Linked DNA regions of Homo sapiens: region 2 is linked to region 1. The links are chromatin loops, found by intact Hi-C in ENCODE. Cell type or tissue: Caco-2. All regions are shown on one strand.

Region 1 (2,500 bases):
ATATATATAGAAAAACACCCGGATTAGAATAAATGAGAATGAGGAACAACTTAAACACAACTTATACACCCAGTTGTTTGGGGACCTCGGATCTCTTCTGCATAAATGTTTTAAATGGTCTTAAATCCACTAAAGTATTTAGGGGTCAAAAATCCAAATCCCCACAAGGGGCTGGACATCATAAATGAGTGATGCAGGCTGGCTGTAAAATAACAGAGGGGCTGTGGCAAGCTGGAGACTGTTTTCAAACAGTTCAAAAAGGCTAGGCAGGACATGCTGCCAGATCCTCCGATTTCTCAAAATCATCAAAAAAATCTAGATATTGACACATTAGCTTCCACCTTTTTTTTTTTTTTTTTTTTTTTTTTTGAGACAGAGTCTCTGTTGCCCAGGCTGGAGTGCAGTGGCGTGATCTCGGCTCACTGCAACCTCCGACTCCCAGGTTCAAGCGATTCTCCTACCTCAGCCTCCCGAGTCCTGGGATTACAGGGGCGTGCCACCACGCCCGGCTAATTTTTGTATTTTTTTTTTTTTTTTTTTTTTTAGTAGAGACGAGGTTTCGCCATGTTGGCCAGACTGGTCTGGAACTCCTGACCTGAAGCGATCCTCCTGCCTCGACCTCCCAAAGTGCTGGGATTACAGGCGCGAGCCACCACGCCCGGCCAGCTTCGGCTTGTAAACATCAGCAACTCATTCAAATATCAAAACACAGGGCAGGTCAAAATGCATGTCAGGTCATACATAGCCTGTGAACTCAGCGTAGACTTCCAGTGGGTGTTAGTTACCCCACATCAGTGTCCTGGGATCGTAGGGGTCTCTCAGGGCCTGGTATCCCACTAGACTAATTGTTAAGCAGTACTAGGCTGTCACTTGAATCACACAACGCAGCCTAAGTTTAAAGGTAACGCAGAGCAAATAGAGATTATTTGGGATTTGGACCCCATGTCATTTAGATCGGCGCTTCCCTCTCCCGTCCCAGCACCGATGAGGCATGGGTTATGAAGTATGTGACTGTGGTGACCACTTGGTATTTCTCTTAATGAGAAGGAGAGCTGATGGGATGAAAAGAGTTACGTTCCACAACGGGTAGACGGCGGCGTCATTTTCCTCCAGAGGCGGGGTGGAGTCGATCTTAAAGGGGCAGGCACCGTCCTCCCTGTCTCCTTACCTAGCTTTGCTGACACCGCCCTCGGAAGTAAAGCATAGGGCTCGCCTGTCACTCGCCCTGGCGACTGTTCCCGCTCATGCTTTACATTTCCGGGGTCCCGCTACCAAAACTGAGCCACGCTCTAGCAGAGCGCCGCGGCCCGGCAGGGGGCGGGACGGACGGCGGCCCCTCGCGGCCCCGCCCTTTTTCCCAGCAGCGCTTTCTTTCTCCTCCACTTTCTTAAAGGGACAGAAGCGCGAAACCAAAGGGCGCCCTGACCTCACCTGGAAAATAAGGGAACGTTAAATCTGTGTGCAATGTTTGTAGAATTTTGATTCCTAAAAAGTTCATTCTGAAACTATGCAACACCTACTATGTGCCAGTCGCACTTCCAGGCACCGGGCATAGAGTGGTGAGCAAAATAGACACCGTATATTTAAAAAAAAAAAAAAAAAAAGACACAGTATAAGCCCTCTGTGCTGCCTACATTCAACTGCGATTAAATCATAATGAATGTCCTTTCTTTTCTAATAATTCATAAATTCACTAGCAATTTATTTGCAGCCTATATCACTCGAGTCTGGATCTACATATATCCACCTTTCAACTGGACCCACATCCCACTGGCCCCTCAACTCAACACTCAAAGTTAACTCACCATCTGACCTGACAACAATTAAAACCTGCTCTGGCGTGCTAGAGGGGGGAAAACGGTCCAAAACTAAGAAACAGGAAAATCGTGTTTCTGCATTTTAGTTTGCAGTTTGAGAAATGCACTGGCACCTGCCTGTTCAAAATTAGAATTTGTCGCTTGGGTTCTGCGCTCCTGCCATGGGTGTGACAGCTTTCTGTCTTTCCATGTAAACTGGAATCTTTAGGAACTACTACAAGGAAAGGAAACTTTGTGCTTCCAGTCAACAGCCCCAGATGCAGCCTTATCATTTCTTTCTTAGTTGAATGGTGTATTTGCTACATTCTTGTTGATAAGCTATACACCTTGCATTTCACAGTATTCTGCCTTAGATTTCCTGTGTAATAACTGATATAATGTGTTTATGAACTGCATTCATCCACTTATGAGCTGCTTTTTTCTTAATTAGTTGCTGATGTAAACGCTTGTTTTCTCAACTATAACTTTTCATTACCACACACTCTCCGATTCTCCTGCTAGCAGTGAACCTTGATCCATGTTCAAGATCAATTTCTATAAGAAATATTGTTTTTAACCAGCTTCGGTGTTCTATCCCAATTAATAGTTTGAACATCCCAGTCACTGCCCAAGAAACCAGAACGAACAGGCTAACCTAACATTTTTACAAAAGAGGGTTGGTTCCTGGAAAAAAGCTTGGTAGT
Region 2 (2,500 bases), 380 kb before region 1:
ATTTTTAGTAGAGACGGGGTTTCACTGTGTTAGCCAGGTTGACGTCGATCTCCTGACCTCGTGATCTGCCTGCCTCTGCCTCCCAAAGTGCTGGGATTGCAGGCATGAGCCACCGCACCCGGCCCAGAAGGGATAGGTTTTAAAGGATTGGGTGAATTAGTACTGAAGGACATAAGGGAAGTCACAGGCCATTTGTGTTTGCCGTTGGCTTTTTATAATTTGATGTCTTTATGGGGTACGGAGTGATGTTGTAATATATGTAAACAATGTGAAATTATTAAATCAAGCTAATTAACATACCCATTACCTCAATACTCATCTTTTTTTTTTTTTATTTTTTTAGAGAGACAAGTTTTCACTCTGTTGCCCAGATTGGAGTGCAGTGGCACCATTATAGCTTACTGTAACTTTGAACTCCTGGGCTCAAGCCATCCTCCCACCTCAGCCTCCTGAGTAGCTAAGACTACAGGCACACACCATCACGTCTGTCTAATTTTTTTAATTTTCTATAGAGACAGGGTTTCACTATGTTGCCTAGGCTGGCCTTGAACTCCTGGCCTCAAGTGATCTGCCTGCCTTGGCATCCCAAAACTCTGGGATAACAGGTGTGAGCCACCATGCCCAGCCAATACTCATCATTTTTTTGGTAGGAAGAGCATTTGAAATGTATTCACTTAGCATTTTTGGAATATACAGTACATTATTATTAACTATAGTTCTCATACTGTGCAATAGATCTCAAAAAAATATTCCTCCTGTCTAACTGAAATGTTGTACCCATTGACCAACATTTCCCCATTTCCTCGCTCCCAGCCCCTGGTAACCACCATTTTATTCTCTACTTCTATGAGCTTGATTGTTTTAGATTCCACATACATGTGAGATCCTGCAGTATGTGTCCTTCCCTGCCTGGCTTTTTTTCATTTAGCATAGTTCTCCAGGTTCATCTATGTTGTCGCAAATGGCAGAAATTCCTTTTTTTGAAAGGCTAAATAAAATTCCATTGTGTATTTGCTAGTAGGCTTTCTCCAAAGGAATTATAGCCTCTGCTGTCCTCCATGGGAGATAGCACCAGAAGTGGGCATCTGCCACTGGAAGAGGGTCCTCACCAGAACTTGGCTGTGCTGGGACCCTGCTCTCAGACACGCAGCCTTCAGAACTGTGAGAAATAAATTCTAATTGTTCAAAAATCAACAAAAAGGAGAAATAAACGTATCCTAGCTTTGTGACAAGAGTTAGTTTTGTAACTTAGAGCACGATATCTTGAAACTTGGAGCAAGGCAATTTGGAGTCAGGCTCCTGCTGCCCTCCCACAGAAACAGAGATAAGGATGCTATGTCCTGCTGATTGCATTTCAAAGAAATAGTTCCCAGGTCTTGGAGAAAGACTTTCCTGGGTTGTAAAACTGACAAAGCTTTTTTAAAGATTATGCATCGACTAAAGGTAAAATGACCAAAAAAAAAAAAAAAATTGGCATCTCGAAGTATCAGAGAGAAAATTTACAAGTTTTCTAAAGCAAATGCTCTAAGAAGAGGGAGGTCAGGGGCCTCCCTCAGGAGGAAGCCCGCCTAAAGGGAAACATGAGCTTGTCTTGGTCTTGAATCTTCTACTGCACAAAAGCCCCTATCTGTTATTCACCATATTAATTATTTGGTGATCAAGAAGCAATGTTTTAAACATTTCACAACTGACCAGATGTTTTGTTTTATAAGAATTATATTTAGGTACCTTACCATGCTTTAGTTAACCTTTTAAGAAATTGATTGAGGGTTTGGGGTTGACATAGTATAATTTTTCTGTTTAAAATAAAATAAATAGGCTGAAGGTTAGCATTTTCATGCAGAACAACCAATTTTCAGTAATAGATTACTGATGTTAAGCAGGAGAGGACTACATTTCTAAATTGTTTAATTTTTTTAAATGACAGACCCAAACTTCTTTTCAAAGAACAGCCTCTCTGACAGGTTGATTCAGTGCAGGCGCACTGCATTCTGAATCCTAGGGCAAGGCCATGTTTAATGAGCTTTCTCTCTGCATCCCCCACTTCTATTCCCACCCACTAAGACCCAGGGCTGACTGGCCATCAACTCAAAGACTAACAGCGGGACGATCTCACTGGCGGGACGATCTCACTGGCGGGTTGCCTAGGAGGCTTGGGAGTGAATAACAGGCATCTGGTTCTAAGATCCACAGCGCAGATTTAAGGAAAAAACAGCTGTTAGCCATACTCCCTCTACCCCAAAACAGTTTTTAAAAATTGCTGTTGGAAGCCAAGAATGATAAGCAAACAAAACAATAGAATAGAAAATAACAAGGCTGGGCGCAGCGGCTCATGCCTGAAACCCCAACACTTTGGGGGCCAAGGTGGGAGGATTGTTTGAGCCCAGGGGGTTGAAACCGGCCTGGGCAACATACTGAGATGCTGTCTGTATAAAAATTTGTGAAAATAGCTTGGTGTAGTGGTGTGCACCTGTGGTCCTAGCTACTTGGAAGGCTGAGG

Evidence for each region. Peaks named below come from ENCODE experiments on the same cell type or tissue, not always from the same donor. Only the 100,000 strongest peaks of a DNase experiment are listed, where the experiment ranks them.
Region 2: a loop joins it to region 1, with 3 times the contacts of the local background. A loop is called at or near these places in 11 of 110 quality-filtered maps.

The regions. Positions count from the first base shown.
Region 1 is chr12:31,658,031-31,660,530 of GRCh38, reverse strand. ETFBKMT (electron transfer flavoprotein subunit beta lysine methyltransferase) reads right to left here and starts at 843. Exons shown (of 4, transcript NM_001135863.2): 1 at 742-843. RefSeq lists enhancers at 896-1,055, 973-1,474 and a silencer at 1,176-1,485. In Caco-2, CTCF peaks have their summits at 250 and 1,298 (motif pointing right); a DNase peak (open chromatin) is centred at 1,210; H3K4me3 peaks cover 2,021 bases.
Region 2 is chr12:32,039,181-32,041,680 of GRCh38, reverse strand. No RefSeq gene overlaps it. Among named protein-coding and RNA genes, the nearest start is that of BICD1, 66 kb to the left of the region's middle. In Caco-2, no CTCF peak of the experiment used is centred here; a DNase peak (open chromatin) is centred at 1,310.